Linked DNA regions of Mus musculus: region 1 is linked to region 2. The links are chromatin contacts, found by Hi-C or POLR2A ChIA-PET in ENCODE. All regions are on one chromosome and are shown on one strand. Each heading gives the region's core, a stretch centred on a gene start or an enhancer-like site at or near the end of the contact. The rest is flanking DNA. Distances are from core to core; before and after follow the strand shown. Region 1 holds the start of Pdgfra (platelet derived growth factor receptor, alpha polypeptide). Region 2 holds the start of Fip1l1 (FIP1 like 1 (S. cerevisiae)).

The links. A loop is a pair of places that touch in the nucleus more often than their neighbours do. ChIA-PET counts read pairs that join two places held with the same protein, here RNA polymerase II (POLR2A).
Region 1: a map of left cerebral cortex shows a loop between it and region 2 (3-fold over the local background). The contact joins the promoter of Pdgfra here to the promoter of Fip1l1 in region 2. A Hi-C loop is called at or near these places in 8 of 37 maps with a recorded cell type or tissue (heart and left cerebral cortex). POLR2A ChIA-PET finds 5 or more read pairs at or near these places in 1 of 5 experiments (Patski).

Annotation. Positions count from the first base shown.
Region 1 is chr5:75,148,898-75,153,805 of GRCm38, forward strand. Pdgfra (platelet derived growth factor receptor, alpha polypeptide) reads left to right here and starts at 3,354. Exons shown (of 23, transcript NM_011058.3): 1 at 3,354-3,560.
Region 2 is chr5:74,533,749-74,538,804 of GRCm38, forward strand. It overlaps Fip1l1 (FIP1 like 1 (S. cerevisiae)), which reads left to right and starts at 1,743. Exons shown (of 18, transcript NM_001159573.2): 1 at 1,743-2,013; 2 at 3,053-3,097; 3 at 3,194-3,233. The coding sequence starts at 1,932.

The DNA of each region.
Region 1 (4,908 bases), core at 2,104-4,603, 620 kb after region 2:
CCTCTGGATTCTGCAGAGCGCCTTTTTCTCTTCTTGCGAGAGTGGGCTACCCCTCAGCTCTGGCTGCTTCAGAGTTGGGGTGGAGCCCTGCTCCATCTCTCCGCAGGGACTCCAACATCTGGTTGCCGCATCTCCAGCCTGCTCCAGGCTCCCCCAGCCCTGGGAGGAACCTCCTCCCGACGCAATCAGGAGTTAAAGGGGCAGTCAAAGGCTTTTTCTTTTGCTCTAGACCAAATGCCCCGTTATTTTCAAACAAGAAACCAGACACACACACCCGCCCCTTGCATCTCGACTTGCCCGCGGCGTCTTTATTTGAAAGAAATTAACAAGTTTGTTTGAATGTGAATTTTCACAGGTAACGGCTTTGGTGGTTGTAACTGGTCTTCAACAGAAGGGCTTGAATTCTCCAAGGATAGTAGAACTAGTGGGCAGTGCCAGCGAGCAATGAGAAAGGCTAGGCGTTGGTGCCGGACGTTCTGATTCTGGGATGCAAGGCAGAATTTATTTTCTGTCAGTGACCATTTTGATGTGATTATCAAAAGTTCACGGGGACCTTCTCTTGAAGGTTAAATCATCTATAGCAGTTAGCGTCTCTTCCTTCTCCTGTACTCTATTCCTGGTCGCCCCCAAGGCATGGGGCATAAGGCCAGGGTATGATTCCCCAAAGTTCCCAACCTCGGGCGAGTTGGGCCTCCTCCGGTCTCAACTGCTGGGAAAACCTCGTTCTTAACTCCAGGGAAAAAGATCCAAAGGGTTGACAACCACAATCTGAATGCAGGCTGGGTTCTTGACACACTAACCCAAGCAGAAAGCGATTCCGTTAGGCTCACCAAGTGACCTGTTCCACCCCCCCCCCCCCCCGACATCAGGGACAGAAGTTCAGAAGGGGAGAAAAGACCTTGGCTAGGCACTGGCACTTGCCTTCTTCGGCCCCGAGACCACCCAGGACCCGGGGTGTTGAGGGGGCAATCTGGAAGGATTTTAGAACAGGGCAAGAACTGGGCTGGCCCCCTCCCCCTGACACCCTGGGTTGAGTGACGGGCACAGACCGGACCTTTCCTTCAGCCCCCAGAGAGTGGAGGGCGGAAAATGCGATTCAAACCCGCCTATGAGCAGTGGGAGCAGTGGGCGGGGGCAGGACCTGGTTTCAGAAACCAACCGCTTGAGCTCCCAAGCCTCCTGCCCTGAGGTGGCTCCAGACCACTGCGTTTATTTTGCTTTTGCAGGCAAGGCAGATGCTTTGCTGGGTCCCGACTCAGCGAGATCTTTGCCCAACCATTTGCTTGCCTGCTCCACCCCCTACTGGGGCACTATCCCGGGAGTCAGCTCTCCAGGCCTTTAAACCTTAGGGAATGTCACACATGGAAACCTTTAGCAAATGTTTGTTAATGATCATAACAAAGGCATCATTTAAATTAGGCAGGTAATTACTACCAGAAGAGCAACTGGGTGCTCGATACTCATCCTTTTCTCCCCTTTAAACTCCCGAGGAATTACTGTCTCAGGATACCCGAGCCGGCCCGCTTTTCGGACTCCTTTAAAACGGCTCTGAAATGAACTGTGAAGTTACCATTTGTGGGAGGAGAACGCAGGGGCCCTGCTTGAGGCAGGTAGTGGGATTAGAGCTGGTAGGGTGTTCCTTGCAAAGCAGGCTCTCCTCTGCAGACGCTCAGCCCCAAACTCACCCCCTCCTTGGGTACCTGCTACAAAAACCTAAATCTTGACTTGCTTTTAACAACAGATGAAAGCCCCCCCAACCCCTCGCTCCGTGTGTGTGTGTGTGTGTGTGTGTGTGTGTGTGCAAGCCTGTTCGCAGACCTTACCATCCTGTTCATTATCTACAAACATTACGGTATCCTGCTAGCATTCCGAACAAGGGGCTGTTCATACATTTCGCCTTCAACGGTTTCCTGAAGGAACATGTGGAAGTAATAGTGAGCAGGGCAGTCACCCGAGCTGAAGATACACCAGAGGCGGGCGTGCAGAAGGGCGGAGGAGAATTGGGGCTCTCAGCCCAGCTCCAGGCATCCTCTTCCCGAGCCTGATATCCCCACGGTCGGTCCTGTCCCATTTAGGGACAGCACTCGGCATTTCGGGGAAACCTCTGTGATTTACGCCAGAGCCTCAGGTCCACTATAGTGGTGAAATAACCGATGGTTATTCGACGTTTTGTTATCAACCTGGTCACCTTGTCCATTTTAATTTTGATGTGTGAGATGGAGGTGGTGGTGGTGGTGGTGGTGGTGGTGGTGGTGGTGGTGGTGGTGGTGGAGATAGAGGACTTCTCACACCCCCCCCCCCACACACACACACCAAAAGCATTCAAAAATAGAGCGCAAGTCGAAGGCCCTCCCTTCCCCCACCCGCTCCGGGAAGTCCCGCTTCGCCCAGGTTTGGTTCCTGGAGTGTCAGCGCCCCCTTTCCCTCGCCAGCAGGATCGCCGTGTCCCAACTGTCTCTCGCTGGGTGTCTTGGGTTCCCTGGTTTGTGGCTCAAACGTCCTGAAAGCTTTCCTAGGGTACGTCGCGTGCGACCCACTCGGAAGGGTGGAATTTAGGAGGATAAAAATCCTTCTGCCATCAAGATGCAGAGGGCAGGCATTTGGTAGTCACGCCTAGCCTGAGCGTTTTCATATGAAGATAGAAGAAGCGAGGACCAGATAACCCCCGAAAACAAAGGCAGGACCAGATAAGTGGCTCCGAAGGGATAAAGGTCGTTCTTTCCTTCTTCCGGAGAACATCCCAAAGGTACGCCGAGCAACCGTTATTTGCACACCGCCTCACAATCCAGCCTTTCAAAAACCCATCATCTTCCTATTAGACTCCACAGTTTCCTAATCCCATTAAAGGATTAGCAACTACACGGCACTTTCCCTTAAGACCCCCAGTTCAAAACGACGCAGCCGCGTTAGAATTTCTCCCCAGGGCCATATTTCTAGCGAGGCCCAGACTGTCTATAGAAAGGATAATTTGAATTCTAGATTTATATTCGTTTTAGAAATGAGCAGCAATTTTACGTGTATTTTCTTTTCGAAGAGAATACAAAACAATAGCACCCCCACCCCCAAATTGGGAAGTCAACTCATTTTGGAAATGATGGCTGTTTGTAGTTTCCTGAAACCTCTTTCCCGGCAGAACGTCAACACCTCCCCCTTCGGCCCCCCACCCCACCCCATCTGGTTTGCTCCCCCCTCCTCGTTGTTGTTGAAGTCTGGGGGTTGGGACTGGCCCCCCTGATTGCATAAGAGCAAAAAGCAAAGAAGAGGTCTTGAGCCTGAGAGAGTCAGAGAGCAAGGAGTCCTAGGGAAACTTTTATTTTGAAGAGACCAAGGGGGGGGGGGACTTCATTTCCTGACAGCTATTTACTTTAAGCAAATGATTAGTTTTTGGAGGACGGACTATAACATTGAATCAATTACAAAATGCGGGTTTTGAGCCCATTACTGTTGGAGCTTGAGGGAGAGAAACAAACGGAGGAGCTGCGGGGAAGGACTGGAAGCTTGGGGCTTACTTTTCACTCCGGGTATCGGATTTTCTTTGCAAATTGACATAGAAGGAGAAGGTAAGGGAGAGGAAAAAGTGACTTTTGTTTCTCAAGAAGGTCCCTGATCATAACTTGGGGCTGCAAGAAGCTAAGTAACTTCAAATTTTGGGCAACGAGGAAAACAAAAACAAAACAGCTGAGTTCAGTGGTGTGTCCAGAAAGTAACTTATTCTGAATAAACTTCACTGGAATGGGGGGTGTGGGGGGGTAACCATTAGAGAGTCAAAGATAAAAAAAAAAAAAGAAAAAGAAAAAGAAAATGAAAAAAAATCCAGACCTATTTTTAAAAGCAATGTTTTTTTTTTTTTCCCTACACAATCCTATAGCCTTCCAAAGAAATTGTTAGGCTTACATTTTTGAGGTTTTCCTCCAGGGTGGGGGTGGCGTTCGTGCTTACTGGGACGAACACCAAGTAACATTGGGGGGGTGGAAGCCGCGGCGCTTGGCCTCTTGGCAGTGGGTCACGGAAGAGGACAGGTTTTTAATGAGTATTTTCATTCGTCGCCCGCGGTTTGGCGGGACTACGCTGTAGCGGGTGGTGCGGCGCGAAGCTTGGGGAGGGGGCGCACCAGGAGAAGTGTGTGTGTGGAGGGGAAAGGGGCGCCGAGTGGGGCGCGGGAAAGCGCTAAGAAAAAAGGGAGGTGTGAAGGGCTCGGCTGGAGGAGGTCGGACCTCGGATGCCGGCCGGGCACACTCGGCGCCAGTCGAGCCCTCGTAATTACTGGACGGCGCTGCTGTTGGAAACATCTGGGGCCAGACTTGAGCGCGGCGGTGGCGGCTGCAGCACCGTGAGAGGGGCGCGCGGGCGAGGGGCGCAGCTCCAAGGGTTCCGGAGAGATTGGAGCGAATTACTTGGGTGCTAGAAGCCTCGGGCGGAATCCGCAGTGCGCTGGGATCGTGCGCCTCTCACTCCAGCGACGGAGGCAGCGGCGGCAGCGGCGGCGCGGACGAGCGATCTGGAATAATGACAAACACATTTGGCCTCGAGTGAAGAAGTCGTCCTGGCCTCGCATTCCAGCAACTGGGATTTGAGGAATTTCAAACTGCACTCCGAGGGGCCCTCATTGTGCTCCGTAGTCCCCACCCCCACTCGGCTCACTTGCGTCTCCAGTGGAGTCTTTTCTGCACGGCCGGGGGTTGGGGGGGCCTGGCTCTTGCTTAGTCCTGGCCGCAGGCAGCAAAGAGGCAAGATCCCTGGCTAGGAGCTGACCTCTTGTGAAGAAGTCAGGACATCTCTGAAAGGACAGACGTGGGTGCAGGTAAGCAGAAATGTAAGAGGCCAACCACCCTCGCCTCCTGCCTACGGAACTCTGGGTGCTTCTCTGCCCTGGGATGATGGATGCGAGGCACTGGTCGCCTGAACGCA
Region 2 (5,056 bases), core at 493-2,992:
GAAGGATGGTCATTAGAGCTTTATGAGCTTCTCTGCTTTGTAGAAATCATTTTCAAAGCTTAGCTCAAGTGCTACCTCCACCACGCAGGCCTCCTACCGCATTCACCACCATTCATTAATCAACTCGTTGTTGATGTCTAAACTCTTTGTCTAGACAATGATTTGAAAGACAAACTCTTTTCCAGACTGGAAAGAAAAGCAATTCACTCTGCAAAAGACAATCAACTCTCTCATGAAACCACCCAATTTTACTTTAGATGCACTTAACAGTGAGAATGGAGCTAACCACGGTGTGGTGGTGGTAACTGCCCACGGTACTCTCAAGCAGATAGTATCAAAGGCCAAAAGGATATGGTGCACCATACAACAGATGGAAGTGAAAGTTAAACAAGACGAAGGCAGATTTGGCCTAGTGAAGATTCTGGGGAAAGTGGCTATGTAGTCAATAAGACTTGTGGTCTAAAAGAGAGTTTAGCTCTGCTCTACTCCCCTCACCCCAACCCTGCTCACCCCATCTGCATACTCAGTTTATCTACATTTGCCTTTCACTCTACTCCAAATGCAGTTGGGTGCCTGGAACTTCTCTGTCTCTGGGCCTTTTGCATGTTCCTAATCTCCTTGTCAAGTAGCCCCCATGCAGAAACCCACAGAGCTTACAGCCCTTCTCCATTAAGGGATCTACTTATTTTAATTAATTAATTAATTACCACGTGATATTAGATTATACCTCCCTTTTAATCACTTGGCCGTGGGTCTTTTTACAGCTACTATTATTTTTAAATCCTTATCAACATGATGTGTCTATCATCTTCCATTAGAATAAAGGCTTCATGAAAGAAAGGATTTTTTTTTTAACCGCCAATCTATATAGTCTTGAAGAGTTCCTAGTACTTGGGTAGACTTTCATACATATTTGTTGAATTCAGGGAAGATTTTTACGAGGAAATTGTACACAGAAGTTGAAACAATTTAAGAATTTCCTACAGGGGAACAGGGCATAGCAAACAAGAGTTCAAAACTAAGAAGAATTAAAACCCTCGTGATCTACTCAGGTAACGAGGAATCAAGTGATACAGATAAAGTCTAACGCTCGACCCTCCTCATCAATCACTAATTAAGAAAATGCCCTGCAGGTTTGTCTACAGCCCGATCTTATGGAGGTATTTTCACAACCAAGGTTCCCTCCACTCAGATGACCAGTTTAAGTAACTTAAATAAAACTTTCCGGCCACAGAGTCTCCCTGTATAGCCCAGGCTATCCTGGAACTCACTATGTAGACCAGGGTGACTTGTCTCTGCCTACCAAGTGCCACTATGCCCAATACTAATAATTTTTTAAACAAAGAGAACGCATCCTTTATATATTAAATTTTTCTTTTGTTGGTTGTTAAAATTTCGACGAATTGACAATTGTGGTTCAGTCAAACCCGTGCGGGATGCTGGCCTTCAGGATTTTAAAATAGACTAGTGGAGGGAGAAAGGCAACAGGGACAGAAAAGAACAATGGTGTAGCAAAGGGAACTGGGGAGTGGGAGGAAGGTTGGGGGAAGGGAACTTCAAAGAAGACCAGAAGCCCCAGAGAAAGCCACTCTTGAGAAGCTAAGCTAGAATCCTTGGGGTGGGGCGGGGAGGGGGAGGAGCCAATCGCGCGGCGCTTGCGCAATGAGAGGCCCAGGTGCCCGCCGCCGCGGAAGCGTAACCACCTAGAGACGCCGCGCCGCTTGGGTGCCTGCGGCGCATGCGCAGACGGATCGGTCGCTGACTCTTCAGGGTCGCCGCCTCCACCGAGGTTGGCCCCAGATTTGAGTCTCGCGCTCTTCGTTCGCTTACCGGCGGCTTCCCTCCCATTCTCGCGCCCTGGGACGGCGAGGCTGGAAAAAGGGGTTGAGAGAGCTGTTGGCCGCCGCCTTTAACTTGTGCGTGGGGCGGCCATGTCGGCCGGCGAGGTGGAGCGCCTGGTGGAGCTGAGCGGCGGGACCGGAGGGGATGAGGAGGAAGAGTGGCTGTATGGCGGTACGGAACTTCCTGTCTGTCTCCCCGGTTCTCTCTGGCCTTCCTCCCAGCGTTTCAGGCCCAGGCGTCCGAGGCCTCTCGTATTGGCCCTAACCGGCCTTGGTTAGGCCGAGTGCGGCCTGCTCCCGGCCTTCGCCCGGACCCGCAGGCACTCACCGCGCGGTGGACGCGGGCCAAGGAGGCCGGGCAGCCCTGCGTCGCCCTCCTCCGCACCGCCCGGGCCTCCTCGCTTCTGCGCTCTCTATTCATGCTCTTTATCGATTCTGAGCCGCTTTGGTGTCTCTCTTGCTCAGTGGCTATGGGGTGCCCCTCCTCGTCCCTTTCTTTCAGAAACCGTCATTCTGTAATAGCAGCTAAATAAAGTCAGTGCAATGAAACTAACGTCTTGTTTCTTGATGGTCAGTTTGTATGGGATGCACCTGCAAGGGTACCTCCTTGTCTGAAAGTCGTGCTTTAAAAGTATTAATTAAAAGAAACAGATGAAATACACTGTGGTCCATAAAGAAAACCCTGAATTGTGGCCTGTATTAAGGTGAAGTGTTTTGTTTTTGTTTTTATTTTTTGTTTTTTGCTTTTTAAAGAGCCCTGTATAGTCCACGTCATAGTTGTATCTCGTGACTCTTCCCATAGGCTTGTATTCGGTGTTTTGTGTTTGTGTCCCCAAATTTAATGCGTCATGTACTTTGTTTTTGTAGGGGACATGTCTGATGTCTGAGTTTTAACTTTAAGTCGTAATCCCCCTTGGCTGTTATACCAGATTTGAAAGTATTTTGTTCTTTCCTAGAGCATACATTCTTGACATAAATTTCATAGATTATATAAAAGTGAACGTTAGCGTCTTAAGCAGCCTTTTAGTAATGAAACTCCGATAAACTTGTAAAATTGATTATTTCTTTAGTGGAAAGACAGCATCGGTACTACCCTTAAAATGTGAAATGTGTGGGGTTTCTCTTAGCATGATGTGTAAATCCCCTTGTATTTCTTTCCATAAGAGATGTGTCTTGCTTATGAAGTGATCTAACTTTGGCTATGCTTGTAGGCCCGTGGGACGTGCATGTGCACAGTGACTTGGCAAAGGATCTAGGTTAGTGCTTGTGATCTTCCCTTCAGATTTCTATACTACTTGTTGCTTAAGCTTGGTTTCTTTATTTACTTTATTTTATTTTATTTTATTTGGTAGATGAGAATGAAGTTGAAAGGCCAGAAGAAGAAAATGCCAGGTTGGTGAACTCTCTCCTGTTGATGTCTTACACAGATTGCGATTCTAGCAAGTTGTCTACTGTTTGATCATAATCCTTGGCGAAATTGCATTTTGACCAAAGTTGAAGGACTGTTTCTACTTGTGGACCAATCCTGTCCTGTTTTCTAGTAACGTATAGGACAATTTTTTGAGTTATTAGGTACTTGCCAACTTTTCACTGTAGAGTAACTTTCACCCTTAATTGAGCTTAGAGGTGTACACAACATAGTTGGGTTTTTGTTTTGTTTTGTTTTTCAAGACAACGTTCTCTGTGTAGTGTGCATAGCCCTGGCTGTTCTGGAACTCACCTTGTAGAGCGGGCTGGCAAGAAGATCCACCTGCCTCTGCCTCCCACGTGCTGAGATTAAAGGCAAGAGCAACTTTATCTGGCTGAGTGTAGTTGTTAAATTACTAAGAAAAAAAATAATTTACTGTAAGAATTAAAATAACTAAAAATTGTTGCTTTCATAGTTTGTTAGTGTTTTTATAGTGTCACTTACTTTTGGTATAATTTCTTATTTTTCTTTTCTTTTCTTTTCTCTTCTTTTCTTGGAAACAAGCTCTTACTGACAGGCCTGGAATTCCCTTTGTAGACTAGGCCAGCCTTGAACTCAAAGACATCTGTCTGACTGCCTCCTAGAGTGCTGAGATTAAAGACGCGCCACTATGCTTGGTTTGGCTGTAAACTAGTGCTTTATATTTTAAATTCATAATGGAACTAGTTTTTGAAAGGAAACTATGCTTGCTACTATACCATGAACAGAATGGATGCTATTTTTTTAATGTTGATTTTCTTTGTTATTATACAAAACAGTATTTTACAGAGTGTCCAAGGAACCAGACATTTACTCAGAATGTCACTACATCTAATGCATATAAGTACATGTCGTGTTAGCTTTAGTTTGATCTGGTGACTGTCTGAAATGATGAGGGGAGGAGTGATCTTGAACAGAGCAATTAAGGGCCAGAGAAATGGCCCAGTTGGGGACATTCATGCAGCATAAGATGTGGACATGAATGAATACATTCTAGGAGAGACTTAAGACAGTTAGTACTCACTGTCTACTCTATTGTTGAACTCTAGGTTCAGTGAGAGACTGGAAGAGGGATTTGGAAGATACCTGATGCCTTTGGCTTCCACATGGCTTCCACATGTATTCCCCCCTCTCCCCCCGCCCCAAACACACACATACACACGAAGCATTTAAAGAAGATTTAGGTTTTCAGAGTGGAGGAATTAATGCTTCAGTCCTAGCATGATAGCTCTAATCCAAAAGGCAAATAGCTCTAATGAAGACATGGAGAACCTGGGCTGTTTGTACACTGTTGCTGCTATTATAAAGTGATGTCTCCTTGGGAGCTTCCTCAGATGTTTAAACAGTTATAATGAATTAAGCAGTCCTACTCACTTTAAATTAGAGAAATAAAAACATACATGAACACAAGAATTTGAACATTAGTGTTCTTAGCATCAATCATAGCTGGTCCGTAAAATGGAAACGACCTACCTGTCCACCAAAACAAATTAATAGGTTCATTGCAATGTACCCTTATGGAAGTATTTCCTGGTGGAAGGAAGGAAACTGAGTATTGACTTGCTACAGTATGAGTGAACACGTGACATGTGACATCAGTACATAAAGTTTCCAGAATAAGCAAATCCATAGAGAAGAAAAGGCCAGTATTGTGGGATAGGAGAAAATGGGGATGCCGGGTGATGTATACTTACTTCTTTTGGGAGGCTATCTATGTACACAGTCTAGGATTTCACAACATGATTGTTACACTGTGTACAGAGTCTAT